Linked DNA regions of Homo sapiens: region 2 is linked to region 1. The links are chromatin loops, found by intact Hi-C in ENCODE. Cell type or tissue: B cell. All regions are shown on one strand. Links, peaks and the distances in the headings refer to the core of each region. The heading gives the core; the rest is flanking DNA.

Region 1 (10,812 bases), core at 836-8,835:
TCAACAGAGTACATCATCTTTTTATAAAAAGAAACTGTGGCACGGAGTAAGTCTGTGACCAGCTAGAGATGCCCCCCCGGATTCTGGTCTCAGAGTTCAGGGCTTTTAGGAGGAATGGGACATCCTATTACTTCCTTCCACCGCTCAGGGCAGCTGTGATTTCTCTGGAATCCCTGATTTTGATCGGAAATACTTTGAGCAACATTCCTTTAACAAATGGCTTGGCTTGGTCAAGAGGAATGCTGCCTGGCAGCCAGGGGGTTCTTCATCCCCTTCCTCAGTAGGCTTTTGTGGAGTCCATGCAATAAATGTTGCTTAAGCATGGCAGAGCTTACCAGGCCAGTTTCTCTCCCAGGAATGCAGTCCCGAAGCCCTGTCTGGGTAGGCATTCGAATCAGCCCTCTTTTTTCTCTTCTTAAACCAGCTCCCTTTCTTTCCCAACCCTTAATTCTTTCTTTCTCTAAAGTGGCAACACCAGTGGAGGTAAACTTTGAAGTTTGACAGACTTTGACGTCTGACATATCTATATTTGGTCTCTTTCACTTTTTACCTGTGTAATTTTGATTACTTAACATCTATGAACCTCAATTTCTGAAGAATGAGAATAAAAACAGCATCTATATCAGAGGGTCATCATGAGGATTATATGAGTCAAAGTGTTTAAAGTCCAGTGCCTGGATCTTAGCGGTAGTAGCTAGTATTTTATTACTTTGCACAGAGAACTATTCCTGGATTTTGAGTACTTTTTTTTTTTTTTTTTTTTTTTTTTTTTTTGGTGAGTGGTCTCATCAACTACAAAAACCGCCCCAGGCAAGTACAGGCCGGTCCTGGGTGCACCTGTTGACTTCTTGTTATTGGTTTGCTGGGGCTTAGCCTGTTGGCTCTGTTGGAAACCAGTGATTCAGGGAGTCCAGGTGGCAGTGAGGACCTTCTCCCTGGCTGGGCCAAGTACCTATCTCTAGATTGAGTGGGTGATTGCAATACCCCCTGATCCATTTGAAGCACACATTTATCTCCATCAATATGTTCAGTGAGTTCCAGGTACATCCTTGGTTGCAGAAATGAGATTACCTTTGGGACATAAACTACTTTTATCAGGCAACTGATTAAGACCTTCAATTGCCTATAATGAAGTAGAAATTCTCCAACATAGATGAAGGGTGACAGATGGAGGGAGTAAGACAGAAATTATACGTTGCCAAACAGATCTAACATGTAACATTTTCATCCCAGTTTCTTATTTATGAAGCTTAAATGAAATGTTCAATAATTTACAATGGAATCATCTTCTCCCAGAAAACTGCAGAGCAGAATTTAATGTGTTCTCTTCCCAGGTTTTCTGTCTAGAGGATGGAAAAGTGGGACTTGCTTATAGGTTTGTGCCTGCTGCTTTCCTTTGATTTTCAGCAGCTTTCTTCCATGCTACAAGTGAATTGTTGCTCTTTGCCAGCAGGTTAGACACAGTTCTGCTGGAAAAAAAAAAAAACCACATGTATCCGAGGCATAGCCAGTGCACTTAGATATCAGCACTCTGAGTACTCCTAGGGATTTCTCACTTTTTAAAGACCCCATTGCTCTCTATCAATGCCCCCTTTATCTCTCCATCCAACTCCTGCAAGTGGTAACATATAAATGGCCCTGTTCCCTTTCTTAACAATAGCACAGAAAATTCATCCCATAGGAAATCACTACTCTCTGTTCCTTATAGAACTTTCTTTGTTCAACTTGGAGGTTGATGCTTTTCTCAACTCTTTCACCTCACACCCATTCTTCTTGGAACCCCTAAAGCACAGTCATACATTCAACAAATATTAAGGGCCTCCTTTGTGTCAGACACAAGGTGGTGTGAGCTGAACAAGACATTAGCCTTGCCTTTTGGGGGTGAAAAGGAATCTGTGCTAAAAAAGTAAAATAATTATTTAGTGAGCACCCATAATATGCCTAGCACTAAGCTACATGGAAAAGAATAATGACGAAGGGGAGGGAAGAAAAAGAGAAGTAAAAAATGAAGACTTTTTGAGTGTCTGATGGTAAAGAGTTATGCAAGTATTACTGAGCTTCTTAAAGATTCACACGTTATTTAATTTCCCTGAAGCACTACTGATAGGGTATTGCAGATGAGCAAACAGGGGCTCCAAGAAGTCTATTCCTTGGCCAAGGTCACAAAACTGATACATGATACAACTAGGTTTGGAACCCAAGTCTCTTGTTATTTTCTGACTCATGATAGCATGGTTCCCATCCCTGAGTCTTACAGGCCAGGAGGAAGGAGTGGAGTAAGCAACTTGGAATTCGAGAGTGATTTGGTACCTGTTATAGTTTGGATGCTTGTCCCCTCCAAATCTCATATTGAATTGCCATCCCCAATGTTGGTGGTGGGGCCCAGTGGGAGGTGTTTGGGTCATGGGGGTGGATCCCTCATGAATGGCTTGGAGCTGTCCTCCAGATAGTGAGTGAGTTCTCGTGAGATCTGGTTGTTTAAAAGTGTGTGGCACCTCCCCCCAACCCTTGCTCCCTCTCTCATTGTGTGATGCGCGGGCTACTCCTCCGGCTTCCCGCATGATTGTAAGCTTTCCGAGGCCCTCACCAGAAGCAGATTCTGGCACCATGTTTCCTGTACACTCTGCAGAACTGTAAGCCAGTCAAACCTCCTTTCTTTATAAATTACCCACCCTCAGGTATTCCTTTATAGTAATGCAAATGGACTAATGCAGGACCAAAGCAGAGGCTGCTAACTAAGAGGACAAGATCAGCATGGGACTAAGAGGACACGATCAGCAGGGAGAAGATCAGCATGGGCTGTAATAGTCAGATAAGTCTTTCCAGAGAAGGCATTTGAGTTGGAACTTAAAGCTGGCTAAGATAAGGAAAGATAGAGGGAAGGAAATATGGAATTCTCTAGTGGCCAGAATGGGGCATAATGAGCATTCATAGATTAATTAGGGCTAGAAAGGAACAGGAGTTAGCACATTCTCACCTGCAGTGCAAGGACTGTGGTGATAAAGGCAGAATGACTCACTTAGCCCTGTTTTGGGAACCTATTCTTCATGCCTGCTGTCGCTAGCAGGGAAAGTGGTAGGGAGAAGGAGGCCCAAGGAACTGAGATTGCTGTCTCTTGCTAGCAAAAACATGAGTAAGATACTTGGGGTCTGCAGACTTGGTTGGGATCAAGTGGACATGAGGAAATATGGACCTTTCCATCTTTAAATCCCTGAGATCATCTCCCAAGTGTCTGTGAAGCTCAAGTCTATGAAACTGAGGTTAGGGGTGTGATTGGCCCTAGTGCACTGGGTGCCTACCTTCACAGAGAGGGACAAACTGAGGACCCTGTCCCCAAGGAACTTGCAGTCAATCTGCGATTTTTATAGTGATTATGTTATTATTGTTAGTTTTCATGTTGGTTTCCTCACTAGACTCTTAGGTCTTTGGGTCAAAGATTTTATTTTTTTCAGTATGTAGTATAGTGAGAAAACATGCACAGAAGCAGCATGGTGCTGGTGGCAGTAGCGGTGGTGGTGGGGAGTGTTGGGGAGACTCCGAAGAGAGGATATCTGGACTGGGTTTTGAAGGACCCATGGACATCTGGTGGCAGGGAGGGCATCCCAGACAAAGGAAACAGGGCATGCAAAGGCAGCTCTGGCAAAATAATTCATGAAAACCCAGGGACTAATATAGGGTCCCTCATAGAGAAATTTCCCATCAGTGGAATTTGGAGACCAGAGGTTTCATGGGGGAGATATGTGGAGAATATCTTTGGAGAGCCCCTGAAATCACACCAGATAGGCACCAATCTACTTTTTAGTTAAATGGAGATCTGAGCAGTCAGCCTCCCCACACTTATCTCTTTGGATAATGACAGGTGCATCTTCAGGATTCCTGGAATGAGTCAGGCTTTCGAGGCCATCTCCCTGCTTTTTTGGGTGTGCATGATGTTCAAGTTTCAAGAGAAGCAGCCAATTCCATCCTGATTTAAAGGAAGGGACTGGCCTAACAAGCCCATTTTTGATAAGAAAAATAATACTTCTAAGGCCTGTTTCCAGATGGAACTTTCTTATTGCTGGTGGAATTAATGAGAAACACAGCTCATCAACCTTGTCATATAGGAGCATCCCTATTCTGGGTTGTTGCTGTGAACAAGTACTCCCTGCTGAGGAGTGGAAGCTGCAGCTGAAATATTCCCACCTGGCTTTTCCCCCAGCCCCCTTATCCCCAGCCTTTAAGACAAATAAGGAATAGGCCCTGTATGTCCCAGCTCCGTGAGGAAGAGGTATGTGGAAGCCTTTGTCCTTTCTTTCCTCCTCTTCAACTTGGGTCTCTGCAGCCCACTCCCCAGCTTCCCGCCCCTGGAAGGTGACACCATGTTTAGAGGGTGCCTTACCAAAGTGACCACTTGGGGTCACTGTGACTTCGCCCAAAGGAGGCTGAGCACTGTCTGGCCCGGGACCCCAGGCCCTGTGCCTGGTCCTTTCCTCCTCAGAAGAGCTGCAGGGCGTTGAAGGTCTGGTGCTGGGTTTGGTGTTTGTGCACTGGCCCATCAGGGAGTGCAGACATAGCGAGGTGGACATTGAGTGCCGTGGTCAGTGCTGACTTGCCAGCTGGACTCCCTCTGGAGTCTCAGATTTCTTCCCCTGCAGACAAGCACGTGGCCTGCCAGTGTACCCTGAGGAGCCGACCTTCTCACCACTAGATCCCCATTTGGGCCAGAAACCTTGAAGGCGGCAACTCCCAAAGCATGATCAGGACGTACTTGCAGGCATCAGCCTAGCGTGTGTGAGTGTGTGTACGTGTGAGGGTATGTGAAAGTGTAGTGTGTACGTATGAGGGCATGAGCATGTGTGGTGTGTATGACTATGAGTGTGTGCATGTGTGTATGAGTATGTGTGTATGTGCATGTGAGTGTGCATATGTGCTTAAGTGTAAGTGCAAGAGTCTGTAGGTGTGTTTGTGTGTACATGTGTGCATGTGGTGAGTGTGAGTGCATCATGTGTGGCTGGCTGTAAGTCTCTGTTTTCTTGCAGTCCTATGTTGTATCACATCTGTAGAAACTGTAAAGCTTCTGGATTTCCTAGGCCCTGTTGGCAATTTTTCAGCTTGTCAACTGGAGATAGAGATAGTCCTGGTGCAGGGAGAGGCAGCAGGTTAGCAAATGCCACCATGAGGCCTAAGGCAGGTGCCCTGTGGAGTGGGTAAGGGGTGCGATGAACGGGCCCTGGGTGGTTGTGAGAGCACGGTGCTCCTGTGACCGTATGGGCCTGGCTCCTTTTGCCTTGTTTCCTGGTCATGAGAATCCTTACGGATCCTAAGCTTCTGTTCATGAGGGAAGACCAGGTGAGAGAGAGTGGATGGCTTAGGGCAAGCCCCCTCCCCTCCTGCTAAAACACAACCACATGCCTTTTTGATGAAAGATTAGAGCAGTCACCTTGGACACAAAGGCCAGAGTAGTGTTTATAATTTGCGTTAGTCCCAGTCAGGGAAGTTGATTTTTTTCGCTAAATTGCAATCAGCAACTAAAAATCTTCTCCCTCCCTTCTCTCTCTCTTTCCCTCCCTCCTTCCACTTGGAGTTTTCTAAATGATTTGTTGTTTTTTTTTTTTGTTGCTGCCCAGAAAGCAGAATGGTATTGTACCCTGTTACATGGTGCCAGGTTCTAATCTGGCTGGTAAGATGTGTAACACTCAAGGACCCCTTTGGGACTATAGGTATGGTGCACAGGCCAAACAGACATCATACAGGCTAAGTGACTGAGACTAAAACAGACTTATTAAGGACACAGAAGCCACTAGAGCAGAGAGAAAAAGTCATTGCAGACATTGAGTCTGTTGTTCAGAAACAAATTCATATCCCAGAAGGAATTCTCTGGACATTGCCTACAGAGAATAATGGGGGGGGAGTGTTTGAATTTTGGGCACCAGCCTGGACTCTGTGTGGCAGAGGGCAACATTTGTAAAGAGGGAGGTCAAGAGGGGGTACTTGCTGCCAGCCAGCTCTGGGAATGTCTCAGAGACCAGGAGAGTCAGGAAGGGCCTGGATTCCACAACAAAGAGGAAAATGGTGGCCTCAGAGACAACGGCTTCTGCAGGGAATGGCAAATACAGGTGCCATAGAGCTTTAAGTGTTGAGTCAACAGTGAGAGTAAAGGGGGCCTGACCTTGTGCCCAGCAAAGGCCAGGCTGCCACGGCTTCAGGTCTGAGCTTTGTGAGGATTAATACCAATAAAAAATTGAATGGGTATTGAGTGCTTACTGTGTGCCAGGCTCCATCCTAAGTTCTTGAATAGGGATATATGTATGATTTCATTTAATTCTCGCTACAACCCAATGAGGTAGATAGGATGTCTTTTAGATGAGAGAACTAAAGTGCAGGAAATTTAAGAAATTTGCTCAAGGATGCACTTTTCATGAAGCTGGTCTCCCCCCTGAGTGGGGTACTTCCACAGCTGTGCTCTAAGTGAGTGCTTCTCACTCATAGATTTCCTTGAAGCAGGGGTCCTAAAATGCAGGCTCTGGGTTGGTAGTTCTCGGGGGAAGAGGCCTCCAACATCTCTGGGCGTAATGCCCAGGCTGCTGGTGGCTGCACCACGCTGTGAGAGGCAAGGTTCTAAACCACTAGGCCACATGGACTAAAGGAGGACATCCTAAACCATCCAGTAGCTCACAGACCTCCTCATCTCTTTCGTCTTCACCACTGTCATCCACTTACTGAGTAGTTTGTTGTCAGAAGCACTACCTTAAACTCGTTAAATGTATTGCCTCATGAATGCCTCATGATGGCACTGTGGGGTCAGTGGTATCAGTCCCCTTTAACAGATGAAGAAACAGAGGTTTAGAAAGATTCAATCAACTGTCCCAAATCACACAGCAAGTGGCAAGCCTGGGTACAGAGTTGAAAGTCTAGGCTCTTAGCATGTTGCATGGAGCAGAGCATTCAGATCAAACTGTGTCTGAACACAGGCATTGGAGGCTGAAAAACTTAACTTTTTACGCTCCAAGTTGGAGAGTGAGTGAGAAAGCACAATGTTTTAGAGCCAGAGTCAAACTTCTCCCTTTTGTCCCTTTCTCTTTTTCATGGCTCTCCCTTCTCTTCCCCCAGATGCCTCAGCAAGAGAACCAACAATCCTTGCAACTAGCATCTCAGCGAGTACAAATACACTTGATTTCCTTATGTGCCAATAATCCCTTCTTAAATTATGTTAAGCTATTTGCCTCATAAATCTCCTCAGCAGTGAACTCCCTGAGATAATTATGTGTAATATATAAATGTAATATTATATATATATATATATATACACATATATTTGAAATGTTTTAAATCTGACTGTAACAAAAAATCAACCTATTTAAGCCCCCTACTCAATAATAATTTTCCCATCGCTTCTAGGTCTGTGGCATTTAAATTTGGACTGTCCCTTACATTTTACTTCTTTAGCAGAAGCAGCTGTGGAAGGGGAATCTTCTGACTGGGACTCGAAAGGACTGGCTTTGAATCACAGCTGTGCCCCTTGCTAGCCTTGTGAACTTGGGCAGGTTTTCAAACTCCACAAGCCTCAGTTTCCTCATCTGTAAAATGGGAATGCTAACCATACCCACCTCATGAGGTGGTTGTGAAGATTAAAGAAGCTATAACTGTATGAGAGTTCCTGGAATAAGAGAGATGATCAGTGAGTGTCGGATCTTCTTTTTTCCCGGTAGAGGGAAATAATAACTAGGACGTGGGGTTTTCTATCTCTCTCATGATGTCATGGCGCATCCTCCATCTGAACAGTTAGCCATCGATTTTATATAACTGCTAATTACCAAATTAGCCTGCGGCTCTAGGCAGGGATGGGCTGCGCTTAGAATCAGTTCCCTCCTGTATCATTTCAGGGTTTTTTTTTTTTTTTTTTTGGATTTAGCTTAATTTTTGTGACTGTTTCTAGCTCTCTGCGAGGCCCTATGCCAGCTGGTCTATCCTTTCTCTGCTTAATTCACCCCCGTTAATCTGCTTGGTCAGCATATCTTCTCATCTCCTTGCTGTGCCTTTAGGAGTGCGTCTGTCTGGAAAAGGCATTTATTATATTTACTTTAACTGGCTGTGTTTGGCAAGGTGGTCTGGGATTTCAACTTGGGAGGAAAACTGCTTTGATTATACTGCCCTTGTTTACCGTATGCACTCTTTGCTGTGTATCCCTTGTCTATCAAGACAGCAAATACTTTTGCAGGAATCCAAGACACAAATTAAACAAAATCTCTGTCTGTGAGCACATTGGCAGCTCCTGGTCCATGACTGTTCTGCACAGCATCTCCTTTATCTGAAAACCACACCCCCATTTCCAGTCTTCTACTCTTTGGTGAGTTTGGGAAGGGAGGTTTTCTTGGATGGGTGAGCCAGAGGCCCCAGGAGTGGTGTTGCCTGGGTCTCACATTCCCAGGGGACAGGGAACACTTCCCAGCCAGGTATCATGGTGACCGAGGACACTGCCTTAGTCCATGCCATCATCATCTCCCTTTGACTCCAGCAGCAGCCTCCTAACCAGTCTTCCTGCCTCTGACCTTGCCCTTCTCTGTACAATCCAGTCATTACATCACCTTATTTAAAATCTTTCAATGACTCTCTGTTGCCCTCAAGAATAAACCTAAACTTTTCATCGGGTGCATAAGGCATGACTCGGCTCTCATTTTATCAGTGAATTCTTGCAATCCATGCCCAAGTCATAGTGAACTTCTGCAGCTTCATTCATTCATTCATTCATTCATTCATTCAGGAAATGGTGAACCCTGAGATTCAATGATGAGCAAAACCAAATATGGTGCAATGTTCACAGAGATTTAGGTGTAGGGTGGAGACTGACAGTCAAATAGTCATGCCACACATGTAAAATGATAACCTGAGGAGTGCTAAGAAGTGAATGGAAACTGGCAAGATGAAGCTGCCGGACAGAATGAATGGAACTCTCTCAGGAACAATATCAAATTTGACCACTAAAGCTCCCTAAAGTGGGGAGTAACCTGGGAGTGGAAAGGGAAGCCTGCATTGGCTAGATGAAGAGGTTCCCATCAGGCAGAGGGAACAGCATTTGCCAGTCCTATATAGCAGGAGGGAAAACGTATTTGAGAAATGGAAAGAAGCAGACTTGTGGGCCTGGAGCCCAGAAAACATCAGGGAACATGGGTGGGAGGTGAGCCTGGAGAGGGCAGGGGAAACCAGGCAGGGCCTGGTGTCCACACTAAGGGTCTGGGCTTATCCTAAGAGCAGTGGGAATTCCCTGGAATATCTGCACAGTGCAATGGCATAATCAAAAATGTACTTTGAAAAAGTCACTGGAAGGCCAGGTGCAGTGGCTCACACCTGTAATCCCAGCACTTTGAGAAGCCGAGGTGGGCGGATCACCTGAGGTCGGGAGTTTGTGACCAGCCTGACCAACATGGAGAAACCCTGTCTCTACTAAAAACACAAAATTAGCCGGGCGTGGTGGCAGATGCCTGTAATCCTAGCTACTTGGGAGGCTGAGGCAGGAGAATCGCTTGAACCCGGGAGGCAGAGGTTGCAGTGAGCCAAGATCACACCACTGCACTCCAGCCTGGGCAATAAGAGTGAAACTCCGTCTCAAAAAAAAAAAAAAAAAAAAAAGTCACTGGAGGAGGTGTGAAGAGTGGGCCAGGAGACAATGTGAGGGGGTTATTGCAATGGTTAAGATAATAGATGAGAACCTGGGAGACAGAGGTTGCAGTGAGCTGAAATTGTGCCACTGCACTCCAGCCTGGGTGACAGAGAGATTCCGTCTCAAAAAAAGGAGATGTTAGTAGCTTAGAACAGGTGATGGCAGTACAATGGATAGTACTAGACATATGTGCTAGGCACTTAAGAGATGAGATCAATAGGAATTGGCCATGGGTTTGTAAGATGTGTAGGTTGGGGAGACAGCTGTGAGGGTATAGACTCAGCAACCAGCATAACCCCAAGAGATAGGTCTTACTCACCTGTCAGGGTGGCCCTGGTGGTTGGACCAATGCCCCTGGGGACCAGTACCTCATGATATTGCTCACCCGCCAGGGTGCTGTACACAACCTTGTACTCCTGAACTTCGGCTTCACTGTTATCCCACTCGAGGTCAAGGCTGGTTGCTGTGCGAGAACCAACTCGCAAGTTCTTGGGGGCATCGATCTCTAAAAATAGACAGACATCACCAACATCGCACATGATAATGTAATGTACATTTGTGGTGCATCTTGAACTCTGAAAAGATTGGTGGTGACAGCCCACACCCCCTGACCCTCTGGCTCACATTTGAATGAACACTGTGGCTACCCTTAGCTTTTTGGTCTGCTGTGACAAATTCCTTGGGCAGGTTAGAGTGATACTTGGGAGCTGAAGATCAATACACTTTATGCTTCCCCCATTTCCATTCAAGAGTTCCAGTGGCATTCTAGAAACTTTAAAAGGAACCAGTCAACATCATAAGCTTAAAAACAAAACAAGGGAAACCCCAGGAGGAGAAAATCAGAGCCAGCTCCCGAGTGATGGAGATGGAATAGAACAATATCAAATTTGACCACTAAACAAAAAGAAGACTGTTGATTTCAAGGTTTTGAAGTGTAAGGTGCCTTCCTCTGTGTTTACTTGAATAAACACAGCTGTAAAGGTAAGACATATATGGAGGATGTGATGTAGCAGAAATAATATAGGCTTTGGAGTCAGGCTTCCGTTTGATCCCCAGCTCTGACATCTTTGGTAATGGAACCATGAGCAAGTCTTTTAACCCTGCTTGGCCTTGATGGCACCTCTGTAAAAGGGGCAAATCATACCAACATTTTCAGGTTGTTGCATGGATTAGGC
Region 2 (10,812 bases), core at 1,804-9,803, 450 kb after region 1:
AGTATTCTCTTTGATTGACTTTGTAATAATTAGGAAAAGGTTTAAGTATGAAAAAAAATTAGCTAGACATGCTGGTGCATGCCTGCAGTCCTAGCTACTCAGGAGGCTGAGGTGGGAGGATCACTTTAGCCCAGGTGTTTGAGGTTACGGTGAGCTATGACGGCACCACTGCACTCCAGTCTGGGTGACACAGTGAGACCTTGTCTCTAAAAAAATTTTTTTTAATTAGCCAAGTGTGGTAGTCCCAGCTTCTCAGGAGGCTGAGATGAGAGGATTGATTGAGCCCAGGAGCTAGAGGCTGCAGTGAGCTGAGTGTGCCACTGCACTCCAGCCTGAGTGATAGAGTGAGACCCTGTCTCTAAAAGAAAAGAAAAATTTTAATTTTGCCTGGAAGAAAAAATTATGCTCCTGACATTTTTAAATTGCTAGCTTAAGGAAGCCAGCAGACTGAGAGAGAGAGAAGTTTTCATAAGTTCTACCCTTAGGAATTAAATAAGAACTAAAAACAGAGAGCAATCAGGGCTTCCAGCTACTAAAAGAGGAAAAGAGTCAGAAACAGAAGAATTTTCTATAAGAATGCTGTAAGGTTCCAGAATCTTTTTAATCCTCACAAGTTTGTTATTAAAACAAAACAAACCTCCAACTCTCTTTTCCTTGCCCTTTCTTAAATATTGGGAATAAAAACAAAACAAAAATAGAACTCTCAAAGCAAGATCTGTAGGTCTATTTTAAGGGACTGCAAAGTAGAGAGCAGCTAGGGAGACTGTGCCTCACCCGCCTTCTAGAAATATGATCAGCCTTGAGGTCTCTGAATTGGAAGGCTAAGTTAAACAACTAACACCTGCTCTCCAGCCTCACCTGCATTCTCAGTGGGATGGCAATCTCTTCCCTTATCCCCAAAGAGCTTTCTCTTTCTCCTGTTATAACAGTTATTCCAAACATTTAACATGCTTCAAGTCCTCTACCCCAGCCTTCCTCAAAGTGCACCTAGACTAGGCATTGTGATCAGAAAGGAGGTATGTGTAGTGGGTAAAATCATGTACTCTTCTTGGCCAGTCTTCCTGGGTTTGAATCCTATCTCTATCATGTAGTAGCTTCATTACCTTGGGTGAGTTAATTAGCCTGTCTTGGGCCTTGGTTACCTCATCTACAAAAGAATGTGATAATGACACCTTTCTCATAAGTTCAGTTAATGATTTGATGGGTATAGAGCTTATAGAAAAGGAGCTAGCATGTACTAAGTGCTCAATAAACATTAACAGACTAAACACACAACATTGCCTCTCTTCCATAATCACTAAAATCACACACACACACAACAAACTTAAAAACAAATCCATAGCACTGTTGGAAAATCAAGAGAGGAGCCAACTAGCACTCCACAACCAGAAGAATTTTCTGAAAGTTAAAAAGGGAAAGATTGGCAACAAAGCCCACAAAATTAAGGAAGCCACAAATTCAGCAGGAGGAAAAAGAAAGCTCTTTTTTAAAAAATGTAAACTTTTCATTGGTACCCCAGAGAAATATAAAAATGATGGGCATCAGGGGATAAAATAAAGGAAATTAATTAAGCTTTCCCGCTCAAGTCAAGAAAAAAATAAAATGCTCATTTTTAAAATTATTTTTTATTTTTTTAAATAATTTTTTGTAGAGACAGGGTCCCACTACATTGCCCAGGCTGGTCTTTAATTCTGAGGCTCACGTTATCCCCCCACCTTGGCCTCCCAAAGTACTGGGATTCCAGGTATGAGGTGTCACATAAAATACTCATTAATAATGCTTCAGTGCAAGATTATTTTCACATCCTTGCCAATGCAGTAAGGCAAGAAAAAGAATTAAGAGTATAAATACTGGCTAGTAGAATACTAGGTTTTACTTATCTGTAGATAATATGAGTCTTTATCCAGAAAACCCAAAAGAGTTAACTGAAAAACTTTTCGAGTTATTAAAAAAAATCCAGTAAATTGATCAGACAAAACTAATATGCAAAAATGAAAAGATCATTAATCAGAACCCTTTTAACTTCCAGTCCCACCCAGCTGCAAACTTATTTGTATCCACATTCAACCTTACTTCTTTCACCGTTCAACTTTAGGATATACTGCAAGCAGTTTTCCAAAATTGTTGTATTAAGTACACTTCTGGCAGGGTGCAGAGGCTCACACCTATAACCCCAGCATTTTGGGAGGCTGAGGTGGGTGGATCACTTGAGACCAGGAGTTCAAGACCAGCCTGGCCAGCATGATGAAATCCTGTTTCTACTAAAAATACAAAAATTAGCCAGGCTGTGGCATGAGAATCGCTTAAACCCAGGAGGTGAATGTTGCAGTGAGCCGAGATTGCGCCACTGCACTGCAGCCTAGGCGACAGAGCAAAACTCTGTCTCAAAACAACAACAACAAAAAAAACACTTACACCAGAAGGGTAAGAGAATTTCATTTCCTCCACATCATTGCCAATACTTGGTATTTTTAGTGTTTTTAATTTTAGCCATTTTAGTGTATGTATAGTGATAAATACTCATTATGGCTTTAATACGCAATCCCTTGATGACTAATTAATGTTAAGCACCTATTCATGTATACTGAGCTATTTGGCTATCCCCTTTTGTAGGGTGTCTTGTCTTCACAAGGTATTTGCTTACATTTTTTATTGAGCTCTCTGTGTTTTTCTTAATGACGTATATATACTAGAGCTGAGTTCTTTATTGGACATGAGTATGATTAATATTTTCTTTTACTCTATGGCTTGCCTTTTCACTCTGTTAAGAATATCCTTTGATAAAGAGAGGCTTTTGATTTTAATGTAATTGAATGTATTTCTCTTATTTAAATTTAGTCATTTTTGTGCTCTCTTTAAGAAATATCTGCCTACACCAAGATCATGAAAATATGATGCGCCATTGTCTTCAAAAAGCCTTGTCGTTTTCCCTACTATATATCTGTAATTGATTTTTTAAATTGGTGTACAGAGAATCCAGAATTAATGTTTACTTGGTTATCCAATTGACCCAGGGTCATTTATTGAAAATATTTATTTTTCTTATCCAAGATTGTCTTGGCTATTCTCAGCCAACCTAATATATTTCTACTTCTCTTCTATGTCCTGAAACTACTTTTGATGATCTCCCCAATTTCCCAAACATCAAATACAAAGGAAATTTTTTCACTTTGACCTTAATTTTTCTCCCACCATTTAACACTCAGCCTTTGGCTCCTTAAAACTTCCCTTCCCTTATCTTCCAGGACACCATGGTTTTTCCTTTTTTTTTTTTTTTTTTTTTCCTGTACTGCTTTTTTTTCAGTTGCTCATTCTCCTCTCCCAGGATCCCTTCTTCAGTCTTTTCACTTCTCATTTCAGGACTCACACTCCTCCTAAGTGATCTTGTTCAAATGCAGGCCTTTAACCACTTCTATTCATGGGTAGCTCCCAAGCATTATTCCCAGCCCAGGTTTCTAATTCTCAAGTGCAGACGAAGATACTCAAACATATCCAAAACTGAATGCATTAATCTCATCAGAAAGAAGTCCAGTAAAATGGCCAGATAAAACATATATGCAAAAATTAAAAAGACTATTAATCAGAACCCCTTTAACTTCCAGTTTCACCACACCTAGAGACTTCTTAATACTCCCCCAACCACACCTCATCCTTCTTAGATCTCCATTAGCTAAAAAGACACCACTGTACTCAACTGCCTCAGCCAGAGACCATGAAATCTTCAAATACCTTGTCCAGGTTCTGATGACTTCACTAAGCTTCTCTCCTAACTATTTCCTCCTCTCAACCCCCACTACTGCTGCCCTATTTCAAGCCTTCACTGTCTCTCACATGGCTTTACTACAGCCTTTTGCCTTATCCCCCTGTATTTGGTCTCACGTGTTCAGTTTCCATACAAGGATCTCCCAACTGGTAACTAACATTTCCTTCTTTTTCCTACACACCAGCAATTGGTTCTCCCAGTTAAGTTACACTAAATCCACATACAAAGTCTCCATAAATCAAAATAGCCACCTGACAAGTAGGTGCCTCATGCCATGAAGTGTAATGGAAGACTTGGATACAAAAGCAAGGGGGCTTGAAGCACTGCTGGCTGCCCAAGAGGTGAGGGCATCACTGCAAGGGCAGAGGATGCAGAGGGGAAAGTTCTTAGGGCTGATATCTGGTCATGCTTGTTATCCTCTACATAGAGAAATAATACTGGCAGACATTCCCCACCAAATCCTTATTTCCTATCTATATCCTGTGGCCCAACTCTGATTCAACAGACCCTTGATATCTAAGAAACCAACATTATCACCTGCACCATTCACCAACAGCCCTAAAGACCCGTCAAGTGAAGATGTGTAATTTTGCAGAGGCACAAATCTCAACTACATATGCTATGGGGCTTCTTATTCTGCGTGAATCATTTAGCAGTTTGAAAGCCAAATGTCTTGGGGTTGGTGAGTCATGCCCTTGGAATAAAACCTGAGGGCTGAAGTTCAGGATTTGCAGCAAATGACTGAAACCAAAGGGGCCCTGGGAAATTGTCATTCTGGGAGCAAAAAGGAGGGAGGAAACTGAGATGGCAGCACTGCTTTTCACAGGGAATTCCAGGGACAGGAAGACCACCAGGGCAAGAGTGTTTGCCCTGGGGTCAAGACCCCCAGGGCTGGTTTTGGGCAGCTGAGTTCCTGGACCTCTAGTGAAGAAAGAGGAAAGTAGGACAAGCTGATCTGGGCCTCAGACAGAGACCCAGAGCTGGGCTAAGGCAAGTCCCATATGCAGTTTACAACAAGGACCTTAGCTGTTCTGAAATGGACCAACCCAAAGAGACAAGCTAACATCTACTCCCCCCATCAGCATGAAGATTCATATTCCTTTTGTTGTCCAAAGAAGAACTTACTTGGAGCACAGCAGGTCAGTCAGAACCATAACTGGAAGAAATCTGTGTGTAAAAGATCAGCAGGAGTGACACAAAATCCTCAGGGTCCTTGCCCAGAAGATTGATCCTTCAAAAAAGTGAGTCTTATTTGGGCAAAAGTGTCAGACTGCTAATATCCGTTTATTTGTCTGGTTTCTGCTCCATCTTGTATCCAAGGGTGTCTGGATAACTCTACCCAGTGAATAATAAGCCCATTTTATTTATTTAGGGGATTCTGTACTTTGTGGGGATACATTATCCTGGATATCAAATTAAATGCCCATTCACATTGAGCTCAAGTCACATGTCACCAAGGGCTGGGTATAGTAGCCAAGGAAGATGACACCTCCAGGGCTGGGTTTTGCAAGGAAATGAGTTTTAATCATCAAGTTCAGTTTCAACACTTGGAAATCATCCATCTTGATGAGGAAATAAAATCAGCTGATCTTTTATTTTGCTCATTTGAAGGCAATGAGACACTTCTTTGCATCAGATAATAGGCTTGTGACCCCAAAGGACACCTATTCTCACTTTACCATCTCAGCAGCTGTAAGCCCTGAGCAGCACACATGAGCATGAAGGAAAAGGGGCTTCCTTAATGGGCACAGTCAAGGATGGATGGTCTGAGCCAATAGCAGGGTCAGAGATACAGGGAACCCCAAACAGCAATTAATTTTAATTTTAATTTTAATTGGCCTAGGCATACACTGGATGACTTCTTGCACAATAAATCCATCCTCCTAATTATTAGCTTAATTAACTTAATTATCAGTTAGTCTAATATTTAAGTTAGTTGGTATTCTCTAAGTTATTCATAGTGCAAAAGGGCCCATGAGCATGCAAGGTCAAGAGGCCTGGGGCTGAGGTCACACTGATGGGTAACTGGGAGTTGACAGGCATTCCCAATGAGAACATCAGGCATGCCACTGACCTGATGTAAACCAGCTAAACAGGGCTCTGGGTCAGCCAGGCCCCTATCCTCTCCAGTTATCTTCGGGAGAGTTTTTCTCAAGGGTGTTGATCATCACTGAATTGAGGGAAGTTGCCCTATGTCACCATGCTGGTGCTCGCCTCCATGCCCTTATTCATCCTGCCTGTGGTACCCTTAGCCTTAAACTTCACTGAACTGTCTCCTACCCAAACTTTATGACTCAGCTCAGTGACGCCTCCTGCTGGCAGCTGTCTCAATGGGCTTGCTAATCAACTGTTCATGTATCAGTAGCACCCAGCACATTTACCTGTGGGGCAATGCACTCTATAAATATTTGATGAAGAAATGAATCAATTATTGTGTGCTTAGCACTTTTTACATTTAAAGTAATAGCCTCTTGTCTTATTTATCACTGTCAGTATGGTGAACCCCTTGAGGATAGGAAACTTATTCATTTTTATGTTCCTGCTCTTAATAATGAATGCCACAGAAAAAGTACTTAATAAATGGGGGCAGAGCCCACCTATCTCCACCCTAGGAGACTGACTTTTTTGCTAAGTAAGATAACTTTTGTGTGAACCTTCTTGGTGTATAAAGTATTTTCATGTGTCTTATCATTGTTTATCCTCACTGGGACTGGGGATGAAGGAGAGTGTATATGGGGGGCAGGGGTGGTGGGGGTGACTGTGAGTTAGATACTTTCATTATTCTCATCGTACAGATGAGGAAACTAAAATTCATGAAGTTACATGGCTTGCACATAATCACAGGCTCATAGGTGAAACAAGAAGTCTATCTGGATTTCCTGACTCTAAATCTACACTCGGTTATTTTCTAATCAACAGCCAAAGTTTGTTCCCATCTCTTAACCACAAGTCCTATCTCCCAGTTATACTCTCCTATCAACCGGCTATGAACTAATGTCCATTTAGAGGTTAACTCATTGCAGCTTAAGGGTTGAGATAAAGCACATACAGGGGAGTTTGACTTTCAAGATGATGATACTGAAAATTGATGTTCAGAAAGGAATGAGCTTCAAGTGCAAGAATTTTAGACACATGGCCAGGTGAGGAGAAGTTGATGAATAGCTATAGGCAGTAACCTGAGAGACCAGGTTAGCCATTTTTATGTATGCTATGTAAAATGACAATATTAGTCATTTATTACTGCATATCAGATACTCCTTAACTTAGCAGCTCCCAAGAACAGTAAACATTTATTATTGCCCACAGTTTCTAAGTGTCAGGACTCTGAAAGTGGCTTAGCTGGATGGTTCTAGCTCAGGGTACCTCCTGAAGTTCCAGTCAAGCTGCCAGCCAGAGCTGCAGGCAGTCACTGGGAGGCTTGAAGGAGATTGAGGATCCATTCCAAGATGGTTTACTCACACGGCTACCAGCTGTTGGTAGGAGTTATAGGTCCTTCCTATTTGGAACTCTCCAGGGACTACTTGAGTGTCCTCAGACCATGGGGGCTGGCTTCACTCAGAGTGATCCAAGAGATAGTAAGTGATGGGGTTCAGGACACACTACCTTCAAGTATGGCACCTTACCATTTGAGAAAATAGCAGAAGCAGGAAGATCTCTTTGACTTTCCCCTTTGACCTTCTCCCCTGAAGCTGGTCATGAAAGAATTATCTGACCTTCCTTTCTGAAGTAGGTCATAAGACCCTTATTCCAGAGATACCCTCCCTACAACCAGAGGAAAGGAACATACTTATCTTCAAAGACACAGAAATGCCAAGAAGAATCTGAACAAACCGGTCTTGCTAAGTTCCTCCCAGTTGATCACTAGTAGATCACCCTTTTGTTCTCCAATCATAATTCTCCACAGTTCTCCATTTCATCAAACTTGGTGTAAAAATGCACAAGTTTACCTGTTTCTTTGGACTTCATTTCTGAAGGCTCCCATGTCACATTAATTTAAAAAAAAAAAAGACAACTTATGTTAAATAAATCAAAAGGTGAGGGTAGAGGGCAATGAAGAAAGATTGATTAAGGGGTACAAATATACACTTAGAAGAAATAAGACCTAATATTCAGTAGATCAGTAGGGTGACTATAGTTAACATTAATCTATTGTATATTTCAAAATAGCTGGAAGAGAATAATTTGAATGTTCTTAGCATATAGAAAAGATGAATATTTAGGTTGATGAATATTCCAATTACCTGATTTAATTACATGAGTGTATCAAATTATCACATGTGCCCCGAAAATATGTATATCCAATATGTATCAATAAGAATAAATAGGCTGGGCGCAGTGGCTCATGCCTGTAATCCTAGCACTTTGGGAGGCCAAGGTGGGTGGATATCTTGAGGCCAGGAATTTCAGACCAGCCTAGCCAACATGGCAAAACTCCATCTCTACAAAAAATTTAAAAAAAAAGATCCAGGCATGGTGGCATGCGCCTGTAAGTCCTAACGACTCGGGAGGCTGAGGCATGAGAATCACTTGAACCCAGGAGGCAATGGTTGCAGTGAGCCGAGATCATACCACTGCACTTCAACCTGAGTAACAAAGTGAGACTCTGTCTCAATAAGTAAATAAATAAATAAAAGTGAATACATAATTTTGTATGCTTTTCTATCATTAATCTGTTTTTTTAATACCGGTGCCTCAGTCATGAGCCTTATGATGGGTGAGAAAAGAGATATTACTTTTTCTCCTCTACACAAAGTCAGAAGCCACAAAGTCTTTTCTGATGTAGCCTTGAAGTCACACTTCCTCATTTTCACAATATCCTTTTGGTCACAAGGTCAGCTGCGTTCACTGTAGGATGCATTCAATATATGGAGAAGTGAATATTACTGGGGACCATCTTAAAAGTGGCCACCATAACACCAACAGGTTGCTCTGAACAAGATCTTTGCTCTGCCCCAAAATTTAATTCACTGATGGTTCCACCATGAAATCACAGTTTTGATTTTTTATGTGTTTTAAACAATTAGACCTTTAGCAAGAGAGTAAATCAAAGATAGCCAAAGACACTAAGTTAGATTTTCTACCCTGATGAAAGTATGAGTGGCCAAGATCACACAGTTGGTTTCTGGAAGAGCTCAGAAGAGACAAGAAGGGCAGGAGAGCCAGCTGGCCTCTACATTCACCAAGGTCTCAGATTAGACTTTTAACTTTATCCCCAAATAAGATCTATCAGACAGTCCCAAAGATATAGGAGCAAAGGAAAGCAATATTCATTGTCCAACCTTAAACCCTGAGCCTTGTGACTATACAACACTGTCTATAGCACAGGATGACTGTGAATTAATATTTTTCCAGATTTTGTGACTATTAAAATGCACTATATTGCATTTTTTCTGGAAAAAGTTTTAACTTATAAAATGTAAACATCAAAAAATTTCGTAATTCTTATGATTCCCATTTTTTAAATTGTTTCTTTTAATATACAAGGGACCTCAAAAAAACTGAAGTGACCGTGATCTGTTAACATCTGAGAGGCTTGTCTCATGACCCCTCAACCCCTCAACTCCTGGAGTTTCATTCTTTTCCTTTGAAAAAACCGGAGGGTTGTGTAAGTGACCTCTAAGGTTGGTCCAGGTCTTGCATCCCTTCAGGCACTAAAGCCATAGTAGTCAGTGCTTATTTTTCAATGCTCTGTGTGCCCTGAATGCTCCTTTAGTAAAGAATAGGAAGAAGGAAAGGGAAGTAAGTGTAAAGGGCAAATTCTGACCACCACACCATGTGGAGTAGTGAACCAAGTAAGAACCTGAAATGGGAGAAAAACATAGAACAATTTTTGCAGGATTTTTTTTTCGTTATCCACAAAGTCACGTTGAGACTGGTTTCTGGTTTGAAATAAAAGGGAGCTCCAAATATTCTGGCAGGAGGTCATCTTTCCTTTATGGCCTTTGCTCAGCCTGGGCCTCTGACTGTCCCAGGAGCTGGGCCCTCACCCCTCCCAACAGATCCGCTCTGGAAGAACAATATTTAGATGCCTTACCTTAGAAACCTGACCACAGAAGGGCTGGCTTTTTTTGTAAGAGATGGGGGTTGTATTAGTCTGTTTTCATGCTACTGATAAAGACATATCTGAGACTGGGCAATTTACAAAAGAAAGAGGTTTATTGGATTTACAGTTCTACATGTCTATGGAGGCCTCACAATCATGGCAGAAGGCAAGGAGGAGCAAAGTCATGTCTTACATGGATGGCAGCAGGCAAAAAAAGGAGCTTGTGTAGGAAAACTCCCCCTTTATAATACCATCAGATCTCATGAGACTTATTTGCTATCATGAGAACAGCACAGGAAAGACCTCCATCCATTATTCAATTACCTCCCACCAGGTCCCTTCCATAACACATGGGAATTCAAGATGAGATTTGGGTGGGGACACAGCCAAACCATATCAGGGGTTTTGCTATGTTGGCCAGGTTGGTCTTGAACACCTGGGTTCAAGCAAATCCTCCCACCTCAGCCTCCCAAAGTACTAGGATTACAGGCGTGAGCCAGTGTGCCTGGCCTATTTTTGTTTGTTTCTTGTTCCTACTAGAATTGCTGCAAAGAATCACAAAAGCAGCAAGGCTAGGACACTGGGCTGCTGTAGCAAAGGGAGGCAGCAAGTGAAGCAGTGATTCTGGGTGACCATGACGCCACCAGGCAGACTGCTGTTTGTGCTGCCAGTGTTGAAAAACACGTTCTGGGTCTGTGGAACCGGCAAATAGATTTCTGTCAAAAGGCAAAATTACAACAAATTTAGTCTAAAAATCTTAATTGCCTTTTATTGGCAACTCTAGAGTCTGGCAACACCTCATTCCGTAAAAAACAATGAGTGCTCCAATATGCTGAGCAGAGGAGATTGGCTTTATGGACAAAAAAAGAGCTGAATAAAGCAGAAACAAAAAACAAAAAGTAGACTGGCAATTTCAGTTATTTTCCTTGTAAAGGTTAAAGCAGAGGGGACTTCCTTATGTTGGCTAAAACTGGCCTGTTTGGCTATTTGGAGATTTGGCTATTCT

What was found. Hi-C counts contacts between places; a loop is a spot of excess contacts. Peaks named below come from ENCODE experiments on the same cell type or tissue, not always from the same donor. Only the 100,000 strongest peaks of a DNase experiment are listed, where the experiment ranks them.
Region 2: it touches region 1 in a loop (10-fold over the local background); 4 of 110 quality-filtered maps call a loop at or near these places.

Annotation. Positions count from the first base shown.
Region 1 is chr1:175,369,596-175,380,407 of GRCh38, forward strand. TNR (tenascin R) reads right to left here. Exons shown (of 23, transcript NM_003285.3): 9 at 9,957-10,142. Among named protein-coding and RNA genes, the nearest start is that of KIAA0040, 180 kb to the left of the region's middle. RefSeq lists an enhancer at 4,311-4,460. In B cell, for the core only: CTCF peaks have their summits at 4,412 (motif pointing right), 4,615 and 6,760; a DNase peak (open chromatin) is centred at 4,426.
Region 2 is chr1:175,818,324-175,829,135 of GRCh38, forward strand. No RefSeq gene overlaps it. Among named protein-coding and RNA genes, the nearest start is that of LINC01657, 54 kb to the right of the region's middle. In B cell, for the core only: a CTCF peak has its summit at 6,100 (motif pointing left); no DNase peak of the experiment used is centred there.